Regions from separate parts of the Mus musculus genome. Here all the other regions are linked to region 3. A link is a loop called in an ENCODE intact Hi-C map of the cell type or tissue named here. Cell type or tissue: heart. All regions are shown on one strand.

The links. Peaks named below come from ENCODE experiments on the same cell type or tissue, not always from the same donor. Only the 100,000 strongest peaks of a DNase experiment are listed, where the experiment ranks them.
Region 1: it touches region 3 in a loop (2.7-fold over the local background); 15 of 42 quality-filtered maps call a loop at or near these places.
Region 2: a loop joins it to region 3, with 6 times the contacts of the local background. A loop is called at or near these places in 5 of 42 quality-filtered maps.

Annotation. Positions count from the first base shown.
Region 1 is chrX:85,882,832-85,890,831 of GRCm38, forward strand. 5430427O19Rik (RIKEN cDNA 5430427O19 gene) reads left to right here. Exons shown (of 2, transcript NM_001163539.1): 2 at 4,998-8,000. The coding sequence starts at 4,999. The coding sequence ends at 5,895. Among named protein-coding and RNA genes, the nearest start is that of 5430427O19Rik, 17 kb to the left of the region's middle. In heart, no CTCF peak of the experiment used is centred here; a DNase peak (open chromatin) is centred at 4,020; H3K27ac peaks cover 1,143 bases.
Region 2 is chrX:85,573,794-85,581,793 of GRCm38, forward strand. It overlaps Tab3 (TGF-beta activated kinase 1/MAP3K7 binding protein 3), which reads left to right and starts at 229. Exons shown (of 10, transcript NM_001358447.1): 1 at 229-529; 2 at 1,757-1,817. In heart, no CTCF peak of the experiment used is centred here; a DNase peak (open chromatin) is centred at 118; H3K4me3 peaks cover 1,836 bases; H3K27ac peaks cover 1,138 bases.
Region 3 is chrX:85,773,331-85,781,330 of GRCm38, forward strand. Gk (glycerol kinase) reads right to left here and starts at 3,489. Exons shown (of 21, transcript NM_001294140.1): 1 at 3,096-3,489. The coding sequence starts at 3,173. It also overlaps the pseudogene Gm14766 and a transcript of 5430427O19Rik not described here. In heart, no CTCF peak of the experiment used is centred here; a DNase peak (open chromatin) is centred at 3,431; H3K4me3 peaks cover 2,065 bases; H3K27ac peaks cover 1,781 bases.

The sequences.
Region 1 (8,000 bases), 110 kb after region 3:
CTGTACCAGTTTAGATTCTGCATTAGTGACTTGTATTGTTGCTGTGCCAAAATGTCTTGACAAAAGCAACTAAAGGGAGAATGGATGTATTCTGTCTCATGGTTCAAGGTTTTAGTGCATCATGGTGGGAAAGTCTTGGCAGCAGGAGCAGGAGAGAAGCAGGAGGCAGCTGCTCTCATTCTGTGTGCAGTCAGAAGTTTGTCTTTTAAGTAATTCAAGATCGTGGCAAATTGGCAACCATTATTAACCTTTACAGATGTTTCTTCTTTACCCAAACCCTTGGCAGTATTTGTTGTTTGATATATTGATGAGAGCCATTCTGGCTAGGTTATCGTAGAATGTCAAAGAAGTTCAAATTTGCAATTCCCTGATGGCTAACAGTGTTGTCCTTCTTTTGGTAACTGTTCTTTTCACTTGTACATTTTTAAAAGAATTATTTATTTTATGTATCTGAGTACACTGTAGCTGTCTTCAGACACACCAGAAGATGGCATCGAATCTCATTACAAATGGTTGTGAGGCACCATGTGGTTGCTGGGAATTGAACTAGGACCTCTGGTAGAGCAGTCAGTGCTGTTAACTGCTGAGCCATCTCTCCAGTCCCACTTGTACACTGGTTTGTTTGTTTGGTCATTTGTTTTTCAAGGTAGGGTTGTTCTACCATGTAGCCCTCTTTGCCCTGAAACTTGCTCTGTAGACCAAGTTGATCTTGAACTCACAGAGATCTGCTTGCCTCTGCCTCCCGAGTGCTGGGATTAAAGGCATGTGCCACCACTGCCCTGCCACTTCCTTTTGAATTTGTTAGGTATGTTGGATATTAGTGCCCCCTGGAGGGGATTGCTGGCAACAGTTTGAGAGATAGAAACACACACACACACACACACACACACACACACACACACACACACACACTTATGCCTATTCTGTTCTCTTACTTGGAATCTTTGCTTCTTTATCTCAAAGTTGGGTTCATAGCTTCCTATGTAGGAAGTACTCTTTGTCAGTCAAAGTTTAATCCCATCACAATGTTGCAGGTGATGAAGCTAAGGAACTTTCAAAGGGACCAGATTGAGACCTTTACCCTGTATTTTCAGGTCTTCGTCACCATCAAAGAAAGAATTGGGAGACAGGATAAGATAAGGAATTGAAAACAAATATGCTTATGGGGCGAGTGCAGGCTTCTCAAGCTGAAGGAATCGTGGAATTTCATTCATTTATTTATTTATTTATTTATTTATTTATTTATTTATGTCTTTGAGCCACGACATCTTTCTGTAACCCAGGTTGTCCTGGTAACCAGTTGTCTTTACCTCACAGCACTTTTACTGCTAGGGATCTGGACTCAGGTTCTTGTGCAGTTGTGTCAAATTAATTCATTTCCCCAGCCCATGGAGGTATCTATAGCAATGATAATATAAAATATATTGATAATATAATGAGAATGATAGAGCAACAGTTAGTTAGTGGTTATCTTGGTAGATTATGTTTATCCAAACTGTGTTTTGAGGTAAACACATGTTTATTCCATTCTTTTTTTTTCCCACTGTCAGAATGGTGACATGTTGTTCTGTTGTAGTAAAGGTCTACAGTTGCATCAGCCCTTAACAACTGTGCAGTTTGCCTTTTTTATTCCTTTGCCTATCAGGTTTATCTCAGTGGCTTCCTCCACCCAGGTTTTACCTCTGAGTTCCAGGATGCTCATATGTAGAACTAGAAGATCAGTTAGGAACGGGCATATGTAGAGAATAGCTTTGATTTCACCAGGTCATCACACACATATCCTTGGCAATGTCTTCATGTGGCCCCTGGTTAGTGCTCTTTGTAGTTCTGTCTGCAATATTTCTATCCTAACTGTAGGCATCTTTCAGGTACACGGGCTTTCAATATCTTTTCAGTTTGTAAGGAGACTTGATAAGGTAGCCTCAGGACTGCATGCCTATCTGAACCATGTGCCTGTCTGATTTGCATCTTGTTAGGCATGAGAGAATTTCTGAGAGTTCCTGTTTCCTCACTCTCTCCATGGGAACTAGGGTATGGAGAGCAAAGGAAATCCTGAGTAAGTGAAGTTCTGCCTGAGTGAGCATGTGTTGTTGGCATGGGCACAGCCAACTCAAAGACCCTAACCTTAGGACCAGAAGAAAATGGCAAAGCCTTCTTTGGATGTCCAAGTGTGGGCATTGGTAGTGTGTGCAGGAAATGTCTACCATAGCTTTCTTCCTTCAGATATTTACAGCCTGAAGGCTTTTACCTTATAGAGGCTGTTCCTACTAGGATTAGCTAAATCTGTTTCCTTCTTTCAGTTACATGCCATAACACCACTTTCTTCTTTATCTGTACGGAATCACCCATCCTCCTTGTTCAGCCATATGCATTAATGCCAAATCTCTGTTCAACTCTATGTAATTGTCCTAGCTAGGGTTTCTATTGCTGTGACAAAACCCCATGACTGAAAAGCAAGTTGGGGAGGAAAGGGTTTATTCAGCTTACATGTTTGCATTGCTGTTCATTACAGAAGAAAGTCAAGACGGGAACTCAAACAAGGAAGGATCCCGGAGGAAGGAGCTAATGCAGAGGCCATGGAGGAATGTTGCTTTCTGGCTTGCTCCTCATGGCTTGCTCACCTTGCTTTCTTGTAGAACCCAGGACCACCATTCCAGGGATGGCACCACCCAAAATGCACTGGGCCCTCCCTCATCAATAACTAATTAAGAAAATTCCTTAAAGCAAATCTTATGGAGACATTTACACAACGGAGTCTCTCTCTATTCAGCTAACTCTAGCCTGCATGTCAAGTTGACACAAGACCAGCCAGCACAACAAAAAAACACGCTGAGCTCCTGGGGTGCTGTGGTTTTTCTATTAGAAAACCTCATCCACCTGACTTCAGTTTTTCTATTTGTGTTTCTCTGTGTGTTTGTCTTTTCCCTATACACTCTAGTCAGGTCCATCGCAGGAGCCTTTCTGGACAGGGCAGTTGGCTACTGACTTCATAATGCTGACCCCAAAATATTACGCCCTAAGCTTTTAATGCTTTTGATGTTAGATTATGAAGTTCGAAATCTCAAGTTATAGTATCTCAAAAATCATTCTTTTATTATTAGTACACTCACCTCTCTCTTTCCTTTTGATTTATATGAGACATGATTGGGCATAGGCTCCAGATCCTTCTGCCTCGACTTCCTAAGATCATGGATGCATAGCTCCATGCTTGACATTTAGTTTCTGTTTGCCTGTGTGTTTTGAAACAGGATCTCACTGTCAACTTTTGTTTTTTATTAGTTTTTTAGACTCTCTCTACGTGGTCCCAGCAAATCTCTGCCAAGATTCTCTAAAATTTATATAGTAATTCCAAAGTCAACAGTGAACTTTTGCCGTGATTCGCAGTGATATTGAGCCTGTAAGGAGAGTGGCTTGCTGCAGCCTGGTGGGGACGGGTTAGGGAAGTTACTTTCTCACTATTAGAGCTTCTATGGTCATCTTTGTTGGCTGGCTAGTTATTCTTTCATGTGTTTAAACTTTATCTTTTCATCTGGAAACTAGTTTTATTGAGGTTAGAACTGTACTTTGAAAGTATTTCTTTAAGGTTGACATCATATTTTCCTTTTTGTCCTTATACTAAGAATACAAGCATGATTCACAGATTAGTTGAAAACTTAGCTTTGTACCTTTCTGTTGCATATTAACTTTGCCTACATTTAAGCAACTGGTGAATCTGATTAATATACTTTGGAAATAATTCCAAAAAATACAGATACTTATACATTATCTTTGTACAATTTTTAAAAGGAACATTCTAGTTACTTGGAAAACATGCATATAAAAGAAGGGCTGAAACTTAAAAACCATAACGTTGTGTACCTTTAACAATGATACTTCTTTTGACTTTTCATCTTCAGTGTCAAATCGACAGGTCTGTTTCAGTAGCCCAGCCCTTGTGATCAAAGACAACCAGCTCTCCTCACTGTCGCCCATTGCTCAAATTCCAGGAATGCCACTGTGTTCCTTTTTTTAGAAAATGCAGCTGCTGGTTTCTGGCTTGTTCTCTCCACCCCAGACTTCAATGACAACTGTTAAAGACGTGGAAGGGGGAGGGAAGGTGTGGGACGTCTTACTGTCAGGAAAGAATTTTAATAACTAGGGTAGAGGTAAACTTGTCAGTTGAGTGTAGACATTTCTAGGATATATTCTGTGATGTGAGAGGAATACAAAGAAAAATCCAACATAGCCTTAAAAGGTAGGGGGAAACATTGGTCTTTCATAATTTATCACTTATAAATTAGTTTCAGAACTCTTATCAATCATTTCATCAACGTACCAAACACTTTTAGAATCCCTCCTATATCCTGATTGCTGTCTAGACCCCAGGAAAGAAATTTTTAAAATTGAGCAACATTACAGTTCTTGTTTCAGTAGAATTTGCCACATATTTCTTCAGTCTTTTCTCATAACATACTAGCCATGTGGCTCTCCAGCTAGCAATGTCTCCACTCCCGGCACCCCTCCGGGCACAACATAATTCTCTTGTCCAATTCTTACAGCCCTTTGTAGTCATATTCCATGCTATTGTACCAGCCCCATTTCTTCTCAGCTTTTATTTTGTAGTGAATAGTCCATGCCACAGCGTCTTCTTATAATTTTAAGTCAGTAGCCCCAACTTCTGTTTACCCTTTATGCTTTCGCTTCACTGCCACATGCCTTAAGCCACATCTTGTGAGTCTTTCTTTTATGCCCTTTTCTTTATGCTACCTTTGTGCCTACCACTGTTATAATCCTCAGTATTATAATATTGGGATTATTTGTATCCAGTTTATTTTCTTCCATAAGAGAAGGATGGTCCTTTCATCTTTGTATCTCTAGCATATAACATAGGTGTGGTATACATTAAGTATATAGTGAGTGAATGAATTAATTTATCTTTCATTTTTCATATAGCAACTGTAAATTAATTTTTTCTAGCCTTCTTTCCTCCCACTATTTCTCATGAATTCTCTTTTCAGAATGCTATCAGAAGGATATCTCAGTGGACTTACCTACTGGAATGACATTCATTGGAATTGTGCATCTTATAATGAACCGGTGGCTGGGGACCAAGGCAAAGAGACAAGTTCTGTTGCTGCTCTTTCATATTCCTCTGTGGATGAAACACAAGTTCAAAGTCTTTATGTGAGCTGCAAATCCTCTGGGAAGTTTATTTCATCAGTGCATGCAAGGGCGAGTCAGCACAGCAGAAGCCAGAGCAGAACAGTGCTGCAGGCAAACAGCAACCCTGTATTTGAAAGTCCAACTTTAGCTGCAGTTGGTATATGCAGAGATGTGATCAGGGAGACCTACTTGGTTCCACCTTCTTGTAAAAGTATTTGCAAAAATTACAACGACTTACATATTGCAGGGGGACAGGTGATGGCCATTAACTCAGTAATGGCAAATTTCCCCTCTGAGAGCAGCTTTGAAGATGGTCCTTTGCTAAAGTCATCTGAGATTTCTTTGTCCATGGAGGATTCCACTTCCACTCAGCTCACTGAACTTCCCCTCAAACCTATCCAGCGGTACTCATCCTACTGGAGGATAACCAGCATCAAAGAGAAAAGCAGCCTGCAAATGCAGAAGCCTATTTCAAATGCAGTGCTCAATGAGTACCTGGAGCAGAAGGTGGTGGAATTGTATAAGCAATATATTATGGACACTGTGTTTCATGACAGTTCTCCTACCCAGATTCTGGCATCAGAATTCATCATGACGAATGTAGATCAAATTAGTCTTCAAGTGTCTAAAGAGAAGAACCTGGACACTTCAAAAGTCAAGGACATAGTTATTAGCCACCTGTTGCAGTTGGTATCATCTGAGATCAGCACCCCTAGTCTTCATATTTCTCAGTATAGCAATATAACTCCATAGAGAAGGCTCCTGTCAATTCCCCTTATTCCTATGAATCCCAAGGCACTATTGTATTAATTTGATCAGAGGATGTGATGGAGGGAATTCTGGAAGGGAATTAACAACTAGTAAAGGACACTTTGAGAAATCACATATGGAAAGGAACAGGAAGAGGAACCAAAAGAATGGTTTCAAGGACAAGTTTATACAGAATCAGAGCAAAATTAAAAATGATCACAGAGAGAAGGAAGGTACTGTGATTCAATTTTAGGAGTTCTGAAACTGGAAGTTAAGCCAAATCAGGAACAAAAGGAAACACTATGGCAAACTAGAAAGTCGATGGATTTGAGAATTGGGAATTAAACACCTGTTTCCTATTTAGATACATTTATCTAGGTTGTTTCTTCTGGAAAGAAATGGACTACAAGATGGTTGTTAAATTCAGGTGGACTGACATTTTTCCAAGTATAAGCTTGTATTTCTTTTCCTCTGTGCTATATCAGTAAGTCATGTAGATATACTCTTTATAAATATTAAATGAATGACAAACAAATCTCAGTTGTTTAAACATTTTTTTTTTTTGCAACAAGGCTCTATTAGCTCAGGCTGGTTTTACAATCCTTACATAGCCGATGATCTTGAATTCCTTATTCTCTTGCTTCTATCCCACAAGTGCTGGTATTATAGGTATGTATCATCAAATCTGGATGTGTTTTTATTTGAAATGAAAAGGTTCAGCCACAAGACTATGACTTAAATCTCCTAATTCTATTTAGTGATAGAGATAGCAGTGTTTCAACGGAAAACCTCCTATTGTGAACATTGAAGCATTTTATTTCACTGAGTGTGATTTTCATGGTGCTATGAGGTTCAAAAGGATTATGAATACTTTGCCCCCCATTTCCCTTTTTCATGTGTTCTTCTGACCTGGAGCCAGAAAAGGGTCTTCTGATTGTTCTATACAAGACCAAGGACTCCATAATTTCAATTTCTGTATATTTGTTTACTAAAACAGTAGCTTTACATGTGTATTACTGTCTTGATCTTTTATTCAGCTCAGGACTTAGAAAACTATGAGCCTTTGGTCAAATCTAACTTTATGATAGCTTTGGACTCTCGTGAGCTAAGGATAGGTTTTCCTTTTCTCTTTTCTTTTTTCCCTTTCTTTTCCTTTTTTCCTTTTCTTTTTCTTGAGGGAGGGCCTCTTTATTGTATAGCTCCAGCTGTCTGGAACTCCCTATGTAGACCAGGCTGGTGTCTAACACACAGAGATTTGTCTGCCTGTGCTTCCCACATGCTAGGAGGATTAAGGGCATGTGCCATTATATCACACTTGGCATGTTTTATTATTTTTAATTTTAATATATTTTAAAAGCCCAAAAGCTTAAGTTAAAAATACTTTAGAGCATATGAAAATTATATGAAATTTAAAATTGAAATTCAGTGTATATAAACTAGACTTTATTTGTTTATTTATTTATTTATTTATTTATTGGCAGTGCTGGTGATGGAATTCAAGGCCTTATTCATGACAGGCAAGTTCTATAACATATTCCATGCTGCCTACTAAATTTTATTTGTTTGTTTATATTTTATATAGTTTGTAGTTGCTTTTACATAAGAATGGTCGAACAGACATGACGGAGAACATATGACACAACAAAGCTTAATATTTCTTTTTACCATCTGGCTGTTTACAGTGATGTTTGCCAACTCTGTTCAATGACAGTGTCTTGCCCAAACTTGATTTAGGTTTTCCAGGAAGCAGACTTTCGAAAGGACATTGGGGAGCATTTTTATCCTTATGGGGAATAGGTTCCCTCTGTGATGGAATGAGGGAAGCAAATCCAGATGTTACCAGAAAGAGTTAGGGTGAATCTTCAAAATAGTTCCAAATTGAAACAAGTGAGTAGGCGTCTGTTCTCAAGCGTCTAAGTGCAAGGTGCATACCTTGACTGATGGCCACAGGTCTATGGAGTGGAGTGGAGTGGAGTGGAGTGGAGTGGAGTGAATAGCTGCAGCCTCTGGTCAGGAGCCTGGTGTCTAGGAGCATGGAAAAAGGCCTACCATTCCAGTGCAGGCTAAGGTCACCTGCTGGGTTACCGGGGTTTTAAACCTAGCTCAAC
Region 2 (8,000 bases), 200 kb before region 3:
CGCCCTCTGGTTCCCGTGGGGAAAGCCTCGCGAGATCGCTTACAGCAGGCCCGGGCGGTGCCATCTTTGTGTCTGGCGAGCGAAGGCGCCCGACGGAAGCCCTGAAGCCGGCAGCTCTTTGGCCCAACCTCTCCCAGAGACCGGATCCAGGAAATACGAGGCGGGCTTCAGTGGGAGGGACGCCGCGAGGGAGGAGGAGGAGGCAAGGGGGCGGCGGCAGCGGCGGCGGCGGCTCACACCGGATCTGCCCTCGGCACGGCGCGCAGTCAAGGGGGTTCGGCCGGGGAAGCCGTGCCCGCCCGGACCCCCCGTGGGAGCCTGCGGACGGACCGAGGGCCGGGCGGAGGAGCCCGGAGCGGCCGCGGGGGCTCGGTGAGTGGTGGCGGGGAGGCCCGGCACCTGCCCGAGGCTAGGACTTCGGAGGTGCCCTGGGGTCGTCCTAGTGACCCCGCGACCACGACGTTGGGCGTGGGCGAGACTGCGGGTGTCGGCGGGGCTCGTCCCGGCCTCTGGCTCTCAGCCGGCCCGGGTAAGTACCTGGCTGCGGGAGGTTTGCGCAGGGCCTGTCGTGGCGGCTGCGCCCGCCAGGACGCCCCGAACGCCCCGAGGCCGAGGGGAGAGGGAGTGGCTGCGGGTTGGGGGTGGAGGGGCTTGATCGCTATCAGCCCTCGCGGGAGAGGCGAGGATGCCTTTCCTCCTGGGCTCCTGGACATCCTGCAGAACGCACCTCTATGGACAGGTTTGAAGTCCGGGTTAAGGCGTTCGAGGGATTAGGACTCGCAGAACTAAGGCTGATTCTTTTAAAGGTGTTGGGACCTGTGCGCAAGGTTAGTAGTGGTAGAAATGATTGTCGTGGAAGTGGTTTGCAAATAATTGTTGGCAGGTGTTGAGGAAAGCTAAGATACTGTCGTCTTTTAAAGATGACACTGAACAGCCGCCCTCTGAGGTCCAACAACAGATTAGAGTTGGTCCTAGTTGGAGGTTTATAGTTTACTACCGCGTATCTGCTTATAAAGTGGATTAAGTAGGATAGGAGGAGGGAAGATGTAGGCAAGGTGAAGGAGAAAGTAAGCTGCACAGTAAAGAACCAAAAGTTCAGATTCAAGACACGTTGAAGTATAAAAAACTGCCTGTTCTGAAGCATAACATTTAGAATTTGGTTGTTGCTGGGGAAATTGCCTGTTAGTGGTGCAAGGCAGGGCTCTTTGGTTGTGGGCTTCAGTAACCTTTGTCAATTTTTATCATTTATAATGTATTTAGGAGTTTGTAAACGGAAAGGAAGGAGCAGTGTAAAAGAACAACTTGATGAACCCGGCTTGCTCTGTACTTTGTTAGTGGGTGGGGGTCGGGGGCTTACTTTTTGCTTTATGAGTGATTTATAGGACTATAAAAGAACACACTTAGAAAGGACGCATGGTTGAGAAGTTTTTGGATTTTTTTAAATGGAGATTTAACTATAATATTCAATTACAAAGTACACTATCTTCTATGGTAACTTTTCTCAATGAACACTGGAAGTCAGCAAGCACGTCTTCAATTCTACATATACGTAATTTGTAATCAGTGGGTTATGTAATTTTTACAAACGTACAGTCCCCCTCCCCTTTCTCCTAGAACTTGTTTAATCAAGACAAAGTTGGCTTTAGGGAAGGTAGATAATAAATATATGATTCCTGACGTTACATCTGACAAGGCATAATGAATGTCCAGTCGCCCTGACTTTTCTTCTGTTATGTGACATATTCTTTAATTGCAGGCAACCCTGTGCAGTTTGTGTTGGAGCAAAGTGAGCTGAGTATCTGCAGTCACTGGACTTGGTAGGCAGTATGCATTTTAATTGAATCCTAAGTGTTTCTCGATGTTAGAGACAATGTCTATTGCACAGATAACAGCATAAAACTTCAGTATTCTTCTGTAGCTTGCTTACATAGCTGAGGTTATATAGTGCGTAAACTGCAAAGCTAGAACTCAGATTCTTGTATATCTAAGTTTAGAGCATGTGTTCTTTCTAGATACGCTGTATGTGTTTATGTGCTGGCATCAATTTATTGAAAGTGGAAATTTTTTATTGTAAAGAAACCATTCAATTCTGTTGAAGGTTTTCGTGTGTCTTAAAAGATAATCTCAAGTATTTTTTTTTTATTTTGGATGTGTCCATTTTTTAGACGGAGGTATGGTTTGAGCTAATGTGTAAAGATTCTAAATAGTTAGCAGTGACCTATACCTGAAATTCATGGTTTTGGTAACTTCACCTTAGTGTACCCAAGATACTTCAAAGAATAAATGTTTTGTTTACTCTGATCTTGAATTATATTTATAATTGTACTACTAAAGTAAATAGCAAGTGTTCACAGGGGCCTTGGGTTGTGATAGTGTCCACAGGTCCTTCTTAGACCTCAGAACAGTACTTGTTAGGCAATTTTGCTGTTCTTCTTTACATTTAGTCCCAAAGTTTTAGAGTTAGATTGCATTTTGCAAAATATACGGCCAATATTAGGGCAAGCAGCAGCATCTCTTATGGGCCTAGGGGTGGACAGATTTTAGATCTTCCAGAGCAGCGAGTTTCCGAGCCTTTAGTGAAGTCACAGGGACACTTTGCAGAGGTGTTAGGTTGGGAAAGGCATGGCTTTTGGCTCCCACTGCTCTCTGCTGTTGGGTCTCTTGACGTGCTGTTGAGCTCGTCCTCGTCCTAGCTCTTATCTCTGTTGAAGAGACAGGCCCCACATCTGGGTAGAGTTCAGCTGGAAGAAAAGCTAGAGCAGTAGGGGGTGGGGTGGGGAGGAAGATGACACCTAAGTGGTGTTCATCCTCCAGCAGGTCATTCGGCCAGAGTTAATTATGTGGTTAATTATCTTTGGCTGGAAATTCTAGAAATGTTTTGCAGTTTGGGATCTTTTTTTTTTTTTTTTTCTAAAGATGTAAATTGTTTTAGAAGTCTTCCTGGAATGGCCCTGTCTCACAGACATGGAGAAAAGATTTCTGAGTTTCTCAGTCTGGGTATGTGTTCTATGGAGTATGGGGCTGGTTTAAATAACACCTTGTAATCTTGACGGACAATCTTTGGGTTGAAGGAGCAAGTTTTTAATTATAGTTGTACTCCCAAGAAAGAGTTAAATATACTTTACTTGGGAAGGTAATTACTCCTGGTATTTGGCCTATTAGAGTGGAAAATATTGACAAATGAGAAAACCTACCTAGAAGTAAACAGAAAGCCTTTCTGACATATTTTATATCATCACTATATAAAAAAGCACACCGGGAAAGTGTATGTATGTAGAAGCTTATTTTCATTCCTTTGGCATAACCCTATATTAATATTATAATCATGAATATTTGTCTAAAACTGAAATAGATGTAATGAAATACTTGGAACTATCCAACTGAATCCTAAATATTGAACAACATTTTTATAATTTAGTTAATTGAAAGCTCTATTTGCTTACTATCCTATCCAACAGTCCACAATCTCACTTTTCTTCTTGCTTAAAGTCTCTCAGCTTGTATTCCTTCCTTTCTTGATGCTATCCTGTCATCACCTGGATCTTTCCTTTAATTCTCAGTTAACCCTGGGGTCTTTTGCAAGTTGTATGAAAAGTGAAGAGGCCTACAAAGCCTTTAAGCCCATCCCCTGGTCTGAATTCTTTTGCCCTAGCAAGTCAAGAGGAATGCAGTTAAGACCCTATAACCCACCAGATTGTGTCTTTAAAAGGAGAATGAGAATAACAGATTGAGGGAGGCAGTGTCCAGACTCTTGCTATGGTTTCCTGTCTCCCTTCTCCTGAAGAGTCAAGAAGCTAAGTTTGTAGAAGCCAGTGTGCTGCAGAAGTGGGCGTTGTTCCCTCCTTCTCTTCACCACCCACCTTACTCTCAGACGGTCCACTCCTTCCTTTAAGCAGTCATCCTCAATTTCTGTCCTTCTCCTAACTAGGTTTAGCCTTCATCCTCTTTGATCTCTCCCCTACCCCCAGCTCTGACTTTTGTCCTTTTTCATGCCCTTTCTCCTGCTCTGCTTTGATCAGAATTTAAGTAAGCTCAGACTGTTTTCTTAGTGAGGGAAGATTTCCTTCTACTTGCAGAACTTAATAGGGCAGTGATAGTTGGTGTGCTACTGAGTTGCAATGCTAAATGTGTTTTCCCATAGAACCATTGCTCACAGAACTTGGTGTTTTGTATACTTCTGTTACCTTCTGGATGTTTAGGCTTTCATGGATTGGTTTAGAAATGCAGCACATTTATTATTGTTTCCTGGGAAGCCTATGCCAATATATGATTTTAAAAATACTGCAAGTGGAAATTTCTGGTTTCTTTGGAGACTCAGTTGTGTCATATGATGTTTTCATGGAAATTCTACCTTTCCTTTCCACTACCTCTGGTGGGTGGTAGGCTAGAAGGGAGGCTAAAACATTTAAGTACCATTATTAAAAATAGGTTTTGAAAAATATAAGCCTATACAGCTGTACATATGAATTCAAAGTGCTCTCAGCTGTATGCATAAGACTTGTACAAGTTCAAGACAGAACAAAGCCCAGTGTAAAGATGGGAGTTGGGCACAAAAAGTATTGGCAGTTGTTTTAGCTTTTTAGAGAGGCAGAGTTCGTTTTCTCTAACAATTAATGGACCCTGATAAGTTAACCACACTCCAGTGGAAGGCAGAATTTAATAGGGCAGTGATATCCAGGAGTATTTGGGAAGCACAAATGGGTTTTGATAGGATTTTCTTTTAAAGGACATGAAGTTGGGAAGGGTAGGGAATCTGGGAAGAGATGGTAGAGGGAAAGTGAATATGATCAAAACATATTATTTTAAAAATCTCAGAACACTAGTTAAATATTAAAAGTGCCTTGTGTTCCAGAAATTGTTGGAGGTTGCTTGCTTTTTGTGAGAATAGTAGATAGCCCGTCTGTGACTATCCAACGTCAGTGTAGTTATGCTGATGGGATGGCTCTTCTAGGAAATAAGCTGATAAAAGGTTTTTTTAAAGTGTCTAGTCTTTGAAAATGTTTATTTTATACATATGGGTGTTTTGCCAGCATGTATATCTGTGCACCACCTGCCCAAGTTGACCAGAAGACATTAGATCTCCTGGGACCGAAGTTACAGAAAGTTATCAGATGCCATGTGGAACTGGGAATTGGACTTTGGTCCCCTGAAAGAGTAGCCTATGCTCTTAACCACTGATTTGGTCTTTTAGGATGTCAGTGAAAGTTTTCTGAATTAGGGTACACATTTTGAAATAAAAAGCATCTTTGTTCCATCTCAAGTTAATGTTTGTCATTAAAGCATATCTTATGGTGGTGTTAAAACAACCAAGTTCCAGTTTGTCATGGAAATGCTATCTTGCTTGCACTATTTCTTGTTGATGTTTTGAAACTTTTCAAAGGCCCTGGCCATCTTGGTGTTATTTACTCATTTTTACTTACTGATAAATGAGGATGGTGTTTGTTACCTGAAAGTTTTAATATAAAGGTTTATTAGGCTGCTGTGATATATGCTGTAAATGGTTGTGGTAATGAGATGATTCAGTGAGAGATTTCAAAGTGAGAAAAGCAAAGCCAAACTTACTGTGCACTTGTTTGCCATAAGTGTATTGAACCTTAGCTTGCTGGAAGGAAATAATCCAGTAAAAGTCAAGATGAGGCTGCAAGGGTTGCTCCAGGCCGTTCTTGTGTGAAAACTGAATTTCACCTTACACCCTCTGTTCATTTTAAGTTTACCAAATTCTCTAAATTATATACAGAATGTGATGGCTGAAAAACATCTCTGTGGGCAAAATTCTCAAACAACTAGATCTTTTGACACACACTAGCTCTGTGTTTTGGGGCAAATTGCTTAATCTCTGACCTGTTTCCTCAGTTTTGAAATGAGGATAATGTGGTATTTACCTCACGAGGATTAAATGGGCCAGAGGATATATTATATTTAAAGCATGGCTAGCAATAGTCAATGCACAAAAGAATTGTTTTTGTTACTAACATTGTCATTGTTGTTAATACTTGATCTTCCTTTCTATTGTGATAGGAGTAGCTATAAAAGATGCCTTTACTTACTTGATAGTAACCCTTGAAGCTAAAGCTTATGAAGGGGGCCCAGGCTAGATGTATAACTGCTAGATCTACTCACAACTAGTCATAGTTCAGGAAACCCATAGAATATTAAGATTTTTTTCCTATAGCCCCAACTCTATTATGTCTAGTATAAAGACTGCCTATATGAGCAAAATAGGATTGAGTAACTGTAGTTTCTTTATTAAAAATTAATGATATTGGCATCTGTAAAGCTAGAGTCTGTAGAAAGGGAGCCTCAATTTCTATAAGGTCTATAAATACATTTTTTAAAAAACTTGAAGTGCACTCCACTTTCCCACAGGAAAAAAAAAAACTTACATGGTGTTCTGCTTCTCAGGCCAGTTCAGCATATCTGAAATTGAATATTGATAGTACTGTTAAAAACTAACTTTCTCTATGACAATGTATCAGCAAAAACATGCATGCAGAACATCAGGTACTAAAAGATTATGAATGTAACTTTGTAGAAAACACAGTGGGCTCCTCCCTCTGTGCATGAAGAGCCTTGAGGAAGAGCTTTCTTTTCTGGTGGAGGATGAGAATAGGGTAATGATGAGAGCCATTTTTTTTTCTGGCTTGTATTTCAAAAGACTATACTGCCTAATAAAGTGACTATGACTACCAACTGTGTATCCAGAGTGCCTGCCTTCACATCTCTGTTCCACTATTGAAATGGTACTCTCCTTACAAGGTTTGTGGAAGGATTACGTGTATTGGTAATGGATGAAATACATAAAACCGTATCTTGCTGGTTTGTAAGAAATGTTGTATATTCATCTTTGTTAAGCTTTACTATTTTAGAACGTCTAGAATACCCTGCTCTACTTAGTTGTCTACTGCCTTTCTCTGGTGTACCTTCAATAGGATTCTTCTTTCCCACGTAAGAGTAGTTTTCTTGTCTTCTTTCCACAGAGGAGTGGGTTTAGATTTCTCATTTTTATTTCCATTCAGATTGAGGTGAGTTTTTATTTGTTTGGGCCTTTTGGGTTTGATGGTATAATGTTAGAAAAGTAGCTAGCATTTAAAGACTCCTTCCTGGGGGCTTGCTGTTAGAGCTCCACCTTCCTGCCATCTCACTGCCCTGCCCGTGGCTGGTTTATAAAGGGCCAGATCACCTCAGATGTACCTCAGCACCCATCTACAGCACAGTAGCACTGCATATATCCGTTTCCTTCCTTATCTAGTAGCCAGAGATCTCACAGCAATATTTTTAACTGTTTTAGGATACACAGTTAAAGGGATGGATCTCCCTATTGCAAACAAACAAAAAATTCTCTTTGAGTCCCAGGCCAGCCTAGACTACAGGGAGCTTCTATTTAACAAACAAACAAAAATAACAGTATGGACCAGAGAGATGGCTCAGTAGGGAAAGCCTTTGCTGTGCCAGTGTGAGGGAGGACCTGACTTCCAATTTCAAACCCACATAAAGCTGGGTATCAAACTAGCAAGATAAACTCAGTGGGTAAAAGCTCTTGCTATGCAAGCCCGACCATCTGAGTTTGATACTCTGGACCCATGTAAAGGTGGAAGGAAAAACCAAACTATACAAAGTGGGTTTTGATACTTCCAAGCATGCTGTGGCATGCACATACACTCCCCATAGTAAACAAACCAATAAATAAATGCTTTACAATCTTTTAAAAGTCTGGTTTATAGTCTCCCCTCCCCTCCATTAGGTGATTGAGGAAACTTGCTTGTGCTCAGTTGAGGTATACATTTCTCAGGTTTTAGTAGCTTTTACAAAACCATTTATTTATTTATTTATTTATTCCTTCATTCATTTATTGCTTTGGAACAACTTTAGACTTAAATTTACAGAAATAAATTACCCACATACTCTTCTCCCAATCCTGTCATACTTGTAAAAACTAAGACTGTATTACCCAAGTTGCAAAGTTTAATTTTTATTATTTCCCCCCCACTACAACCCTTTTT
Region 3 (8,000 bases):
CTCCTGGGAATCACCTTGTGACTGAAATACTTAGTCAGCAAATCCACTCTCTGCACTCCCCAGGGAGTGGTTTACAACCAAAGGAAACACTACCTTGCTAAACCATTCCCAAGTTTTCCCAATGACCCACTTGGCCTTTGAAGCACAGACTTCTTAGTCGTTTCTTAAGGAATACACAGTGTTATCCACCAACATTTATTTGTAATTATTTGCCATTTAGTTTTCTCTTCAGGTTACAAACTAAAAAATATATATATAATAATTATAGCATTATGAACTTGATAAATTTTTTCTCTATTATTGTAAAAAATACCTTTAGGAAACAAAATATGAAGAGCCAGAAACAAGAAAGACTGCCTGGACTACAAAGGTAGCACTAGGAAGAACCCAAATGAAAGCAAGCTCACCACGCTGGCTCCTAAGAAGGAAACCTTTAAAGTTCTAAACTATTTTACTCACATCCATAGAAGGTAATGCTATACAAATTGGAAACAATTATCGTGCTTTGCTTGTCTTTCCCCAACGCTTTGAGTTAATAGTTGTTAACTTATGATCTGGAAAGAGAATAATAAAAAAGTAGGAAAGTTTAGCCAAGGACTCTAAAGTACCATCTTTTATTAGAATAAATGGAAGATCTGGCCTGAGACACTATTGCCAGTGTGTTTGTGCCCTGCCTGGCCCCTGTAGTCATTAGAGTGAGGATTTTTAAAATTAATTGTATTATTAACTTTTTTGTGGTGTGTGTGCACACCACAGCACACATGTGGATGTTGGAGGAAAACTTGAGAGAGTTGTTTCTCTCATTCCACCATGTAGGTCCCAAGGACCAAGATCAGATCATTAAGATTGTTGGTCGTGGTGGCGCACGCCTTTAATCCCAGCACTCGGGAGGCAGAGGCAGGTGAATTTCTGAGTTCAAGGCCAGCCTGGTCTACAAAGTGAGTTCCAGGACAGCCAGGGCTACACACAGAAACCCTGTCTCAAACAAACAAACAAACAAACAAGTAAAAAGATTGGCAGCAAGCACCTTTATCCATCCACTGAACCATCTCTCCAGCCCTTAGTGTGACAAATCTCAAATATGACTTCAAAATTCAACCAATATGGCTGATTGTGGTGGCTTGTGTTCATAATTGTAGTACTTATGGGGCTGAGGCAAAAATACTACAAGTTTGAGACCACCCTGTGCTACTAGTGAGTCATGAACAGCCTGAGCTATGTAGCAAGATACTGTGTTAAAATATTCAGCTCATGGAGGGATGGCTTAGCATCTGAAAGCACTAGGTGCTCCTCCAAAAGACCTTCATTTGGTTGCCAACATTCACAGGGTAGCTCACAACTGTCTATAATTCAAATTCCAGGAGATTGGACACCCTCTTCTGGCCTCCTCAGGAAGTAGGCACACACATGGCTTATAGACACATGTGTAGACAAAATTCCCACTCACATAAAATAAATACATTAAAGTAATCCCACTTATTAATGTTTAATAGGCTCAGAAAAATGATAATAATTGTGTAGCTATATTATTGTTACAGATATATTAAACAAATCCAGCCAAGCAGAGTTATTTATGATCCAGGATTACTTTATAAACTTTTATATGAATGTAAGACAAAATGAATCCTACCTTTTGCTATTAAAAAGTGTAAAATGCAGATGTGAAACAATGATTGAGAAACTCAAACCAGGGTTGTCACTAAGGAATATTTAAATTGAAAGTGGACTGAAAGTTTCTCAATTACAAAAAAAAAAAAAAAAAAAAAAAAGAAAAAGAAAAAGAAAGAAAAAACCTTCTGATCACAACACAATGCACTGTTTAGCCAAGTGCTAGTCGAAGAACACACACAGCTGTGCGTGCTCATGTGCACAGGTGTATGTGTGCACATTTACCAAATAATACAGGAAGAGTTGGGGGTATAGTTTAGTGATAGACTGCCTGCCTCCCATGCTACCGGCAAGGATATCAACCCCTAAGGGTACAGGTAAATAAATCATTGAAGAAAATTCATGGTTGATAAAGAAATAAAGAGGGAGGTAATTAATCACTAAGTATTTACATCAACTTTCCAGGTTAGTCAAATGCTCAGTGAAGCATGGGCTTTTAGCAGCTTTCTATTCACTTAAATTACTTTCAAATGATCTCACTGAACTGAATGCTAGCTCACTTCAAGAGCAAGTTTCCTAGCTGTGAGCAAGCAGTGGCTCATGCCTGGGAAGCACTTGCCTGGCTGAGGCAGGAGGATCAGGAGTTCAGGCTTCTCTGGAGTAAATAGGCAGATCCCCGTCTCAAAAAAAAAAAAAAAAAAAAAACGAAAAGAAGAAGAGCTAAACTTCACTGCAAAACGAAGCAGCCAAGAGACATTTAAACAGCACCTCGTTATGGTAATTCTCATCGTGCATACTAACTAGAATTGCCCTGTCACATTAAACAGTAGAGTGGAGTGGACAATATCTGATGATAATGGTCAAAGTGTCAGAACTGAACTGATTAAGCTCTTGAAATGAAATAAAGATTACTGAGAATTGCAATCCGTTTCCAATATGTTCCACCACCCCCTCAGTAGTCTAGCCTCTGCAGCTTCTGTGGCAGAGGATGACAAAGCATCAGCATGCTAATACTTTATTCGTTCTACCGCTTGAACGGACGCTATGTTGGGTGACCACAGCCGTGACACAGCTTTCCCTCCATCCAAGGACATCCTGTGCCCAGCAGGCCAAACACTCATAGGGAAGATCGCAGCAGTGTCAATGTGACCACCTGTCCTTTACTGCATCGGGGTTGCTCTGCTTGGATGCTCCAAGAGTACTCACTCTCTTTGGGGAATCTCCCTATTGGTATGCGACCTGGCTCCACCACCAAGGCTGAGAATGCTCAACTCTGCTGCGGGGGTATCCTAGGAGGCCAAGATCCACCCCCAGAACAGGACAATCCCAGCATGGTAGGTCCCCCTTTTGGCCTCCTTTCCTCGCCCCAGCAGCTAGGGCCCAGGAGAACAAGAGGCGCGCGGACTGAGGACGCAACACCCCGCCTTTTCGTCCTCCGGCTAGTGTCCCAGTTCAGTGGGCTGAGAAGATGTCACCCCAGGGCTCACCAAAAAACGTGTCGAGCTGGTACCCTGGTCCACTGCTCCCACCAATGGCCCCAGAACTGCTTTCTTCGCGGCTGCCATGGAAGTCAGTCAGCTTCAGAGCAGAGAGCTTAACACGGCTGGTCTCCGGGGTGACTGTGGAGGGCTGCGGAGGGCGGAGCAGGGACAGCGGAGGGCAAAGCAGCGCGCTTCTGCTGAAGGCTCGCGCGGCTCCTAGGCAGCCCCTTTACTCCCGCCCGGCCGCGTCGCCCCGCCCCTCCAGCTCAGGCCCCGCCCCGACCTGCATTCTCCTAGGCCTTGGGAGGCGTGGCAAATGGGGGGGCGCTGTCTTCCGGGCGGGCCAATGAGCGACTACAGAAAGAGACCCAGGAGCAGGCCAGTCTGAGGGTTGTGAGACGTCACGGGGGCGGGGTCAACGCACGGCGGGGGCTCTGGTCCGCGCGGTGGGTCACGTGGTCGGGGACGGGCGGAGCGTCTGCCTTTAGCCAAACTCGGGCTTAGTGGAGGGCGGGGCCTCACAGAACACTCCCTGTACCCGGCCCTGAGGCTTGCACCGAACCCCGAGACTTAAGCCTGCTGGAGCAACCCGAAGTGCAGAGCTGCCTCTTCCCTCTCTGGTAGGCTGTGCAGAGTGCGACCTGAGTCGCCTGGTGGACGATCCAGTCCTTTCGTCCCCGCTCTTCCCACGCCCCGCCTGCTGAGCCGCTGTTAATAACAATAAGCTCTTCTACTGGCATCAATTCGGGGTGCGACCAGCTGACGAAGGGATCTAAGCGAACCCCTCACATTTGTAGGCCAGGGAGAAAGAATGCGGAAGTTATTTCGGCTTATCATGTAAGGAAAACGTGTCAAACCATTGTCTCCAAGAACCTCAGGTTGACCAACCATGAAGGAAATACCCGGCACCTCCCAGTCCTGAAGCGCCCTTGCTTTTTTCGCTTGGCTTCACTGAGTATGCCCTCCCCTATGCGCCATTTCCGCTCGCTTTATTAACCACTGTGGACTAGGTTGGGAGCGAATTGGGATTCTCATTTGACCTTGAATTTACCTTGCCTAGATCCTTTGGAGGCGTGCGTTCTAAAAGGCTTTCAAACTTTGGACTGGACCCGCAGTGAGAAATAGTTTTCAAAACAGCCTGGGGCTGGTGTTTGTGGGCTGCTCATTGCACTTGCAAATTTTTTGTGTAATAATTATATGCTGTATACACGTGTACATTTTTAAATATTTTCTAAAAGCATTTTTTATCTATGCCATGCATTCTATGTATTTCATTCTATGGGATACCATTTTTTATAACACCTTGATTGGATAAAAAAATTAACTGAGCTAGGTGATTTAATGCAAGTCTATAACCCACTATGGAGAAGGATCAAAAAGGAGTTCAAGGCCATCCTTGGCTACCTTACCACCTTGGCTACCTTACCACCACCAAAAAACGAAAGAAAGAAAGAAAGAAAGAAAGAAAGAAAGAAAGAAAGAAAGAAAGAAAGAAAGAAAAGAGAGAAAGAGAGAAAGAAAGGAAGGAAGGAAGGAAGAAAGAAAGAAAGAAAGAAAGAAAGAAAGAAAGAAAGAAATCAAGCAAGCTCAGATATTGGTTTTGTAAGCTACCATGCTTTCTATCATCTTTAGAATTGATACTATTCCCAATGTCTTTCCATCCATTTCCCAAATCTCATACTATTTTGTAGCACCCCACAGTTGTCATGAATTCCCTTTGCTCTATAGCACCTCACTCATACATATTTATTTATATACTTTGTGTATGTTTATGTAGTTTTCCCATGCTTGCTATGAAAGCACAATTTCCTGTCCTGGTGTTCCTGATGAGGACTGCTTAGAGAAATGCTCCACTTGCTGACAATTGACAAGCTTTCAAATAAGTCAGTATTTTTTTTTTAATTTCCTGGAATAGACTAAGAAGCAGCCAGACAGGATAGACAAATATTAAGACACTAGGCCAACTTCTCTGTCAAATTTGTGATAGGCATTAATTGAGTAGATTATATGGAAAAGGATTCTCATAGTTCTAGAAGTCAGTAAGAACAGAGCCACAGACCTTACTATGTTGAAGCATTAAAAAAAAAAAATCCTAACCACATCTGAACTTTAGCACAGTTGCGGCTCAGATTCCAACGGGACAGCAGATTATTTGTTTAACAGCACAGTAGGGATCAGAATTCCGTTGTTCCCAATGAAATGAAAGTAGAGGATCATGAAAGAGCCTTAAATTCATTTTTACTGTGCTTCTTATAACATTGTGTATCTTAGAGCTTCACTGCTGTCACCAGAACAAATGTGAAGAGCCACAATATTATTTTAATGTTCCCAAGCCACTCCTACCTCAAATGTCCTCTAAAACAAACAAACAACAACAGCAACCCAGAAAGATGTCCTAAATGGAGAAGTCTAGCTCAGCCTATCTTAATTCCCTACCCTAAATATTCACCCTAAACTCTCACAGATTTATTGTCTCCCTTTTATCTGGTCAGACTTGCATGCCTGAGATTCTAGGTAGAGGCAGAATGCTCAGGAATTCAAGGTCATCCTCAGCTATATAGGGAAGTGATACCAGACTGGGCTATATAAGACTTTGTCTTAAAAGGAAAGCAGCGGAAAGAATTATTCTGTTTTTCTTTCCCCTTTCCCATCCCTTCAAGCCACAGCTTCGGTCCAAAAATTCTGTATAAATGTAAAACTGAATAATAGGTACTATGTTTTTATATTGTCCAAAGTTGTTAAAAGAAACACTAGGACAACTGAGTCCCAGAGAGAACAAATAATCTACATATTTGAGACCAGCCACCCTCCAATGTCACATCCAAGACTAGAATTTCATTCTGGCATGAAATCTAGTGTCCTTCATAACAGCCTAAAGGAATGGAAGCTGAAGGGAATTAGAAAGGAAAATGGAGAAGAAAAAATGAGGAAAATGGAAAAGCTGATAGAGATAGTATGTCATCCTTGATCAATCATCCTTGATCATCCCCGACCACTAATACATATCACAGGCAGAGCAGCAGAAGAAACCCTTAGTGTCTTGGCCCTGACATTCAACACTTAATCTTCATGACCTCAAGTAACCCACGGTTTCTTTTTGCTCACTTGCAAAATAGGGAAAATGTCATTTATAGTGACGTGAATGAGTTACTAATGTAATGTCTCTGGAAGCACGGTATGAGCAGTACAGCTATGCAGGAAAGGCAAAATTCATGTATTTATATTGTCAAATTGGCTTGTCCCAAGGAAATCCAGGTGTGAAGGCTAGGAGGGAAGTGCTTCGTGCAAATAGTTTAAGGAGTCTGAGTCATCTGAAGGACACATACACTGGCATCATTTCCCTTTCCTTCCTCTCTCTCTCTCCCTTCCTTTTTCTTTCACCAGGTCTTAGGTAACCCAGCCCAACAGCTCCTCCATCTCTATTTTGCCAAGGGGGTTTAAGATAGATCCTTCTACTCCATTTCCTAGTGTTGGGATTACAGGTGTATGCCACCACCTCGGGCCCTTCCTGTTATGATTTCTGACGGGTAGAGCAGGAAGCCAGTGTCAATCCTGGCTAGAGAGTCTTCTGTTGGTTCTGTTATTCCTTCTCTAATTTTTCCTGTTGTTAATTTACTTATGCAGATGTGGCATAAACAGAAAACCTGTTTTTCCCTAGAGAATACTCTGGTAACCCTCCTTGTTCTTCTCATGTTTGCCTAATAACTAGCAGTTATTCGTTGGATATAGTGTCTTACACCTATAAGTCCAGCTGTAAGGAGACTGAGACAGGAGGATTGCCAAGAGTTAGAGGCCAGCATGGCTACAGCGGAGACCTTGTTTAAAAGGAAAAAAAAGTTCAACCTAATCTATTTGGAAAGTTAACATTTTCTTAATACCTCCTGTGTTTTATTAATGTATATGGGTTGAGAAGAATAATAAAAACATAAGGTGGAAAGTCAGTGTTAGAAATGTTTATTTATTGAAAAGCACAGGCAAATATCACTTTATGGATTTTGGGTGAATTGAGCAGATCTATCAAAAGTTTGTAGAAGGTGGCACCAGATAGAGAAACAGATAAGGAATTTAAACATACTCGATTTTTAGCCTCTTTGCAACTTAGAGAATCTATTCTTATGCATGCTAGTAATCTAAATGTGAACGTAGCCATGTGTTGCATTCCTCAATTACAGCTATTTGGAAAGCTAAAGGAAAAACAGCCATAAGATTAATACCTGCCTAGGTTAAAGAATGAGTTCAAGGCCAGCCTGGGCAATTCAGTGAGACCCTGTTTCAAAATAAAATGTAAAAAGAGTGGAGGGAAAAGTTGCAGGGCATTTGAACCTGTTTCTAATTAAGGTGTGGCTCAGCCCTTAGTATATACCTTTAATTCCTCTGGCTAGAATACAGACATACTCTTAGTTCTCACCTTTAATCCCAAATAATGAAGGTAAAGTTAGTTTGCAGAAAGAAGCACCCATATTTGAAAGTGATGTCTACCTGAGTGGCAGAAAAAGTAACAAATCAGAGAAAGATTTGGTAGAATAGGATATGCCCAACTCTCAAGAGAGAGGAAAGGGAAGCTACTTAAGGGAGAGACAGACAGTACAGGAAGGAGAGAGTACAGTACAGGATACAGTAGAGTTCACAGAGAATATACCATAGAGTAGAGCAGCCCAGAGAGGGAGGAGGCCGTTTTACCTGGGAGAGTTATAGAGCGACAGGCTGAAAGAGAGAGAGAGAGAGAGAGAGAGAGAGAGAGAGAGAGAGAGAGAGAGAGAGAGAGAGAGAATGAGAACAGGCTAGACACAGGTGAAGATAGAACAAGCCAGATAAATGAGAAAGAACTAAAGGATCGGAACAGATTTCTAGAGTTAGATTGGGGCCAAGCAGAGCAATTCAAGAGAGGATGGGAGAAGCCAAATTAAATCA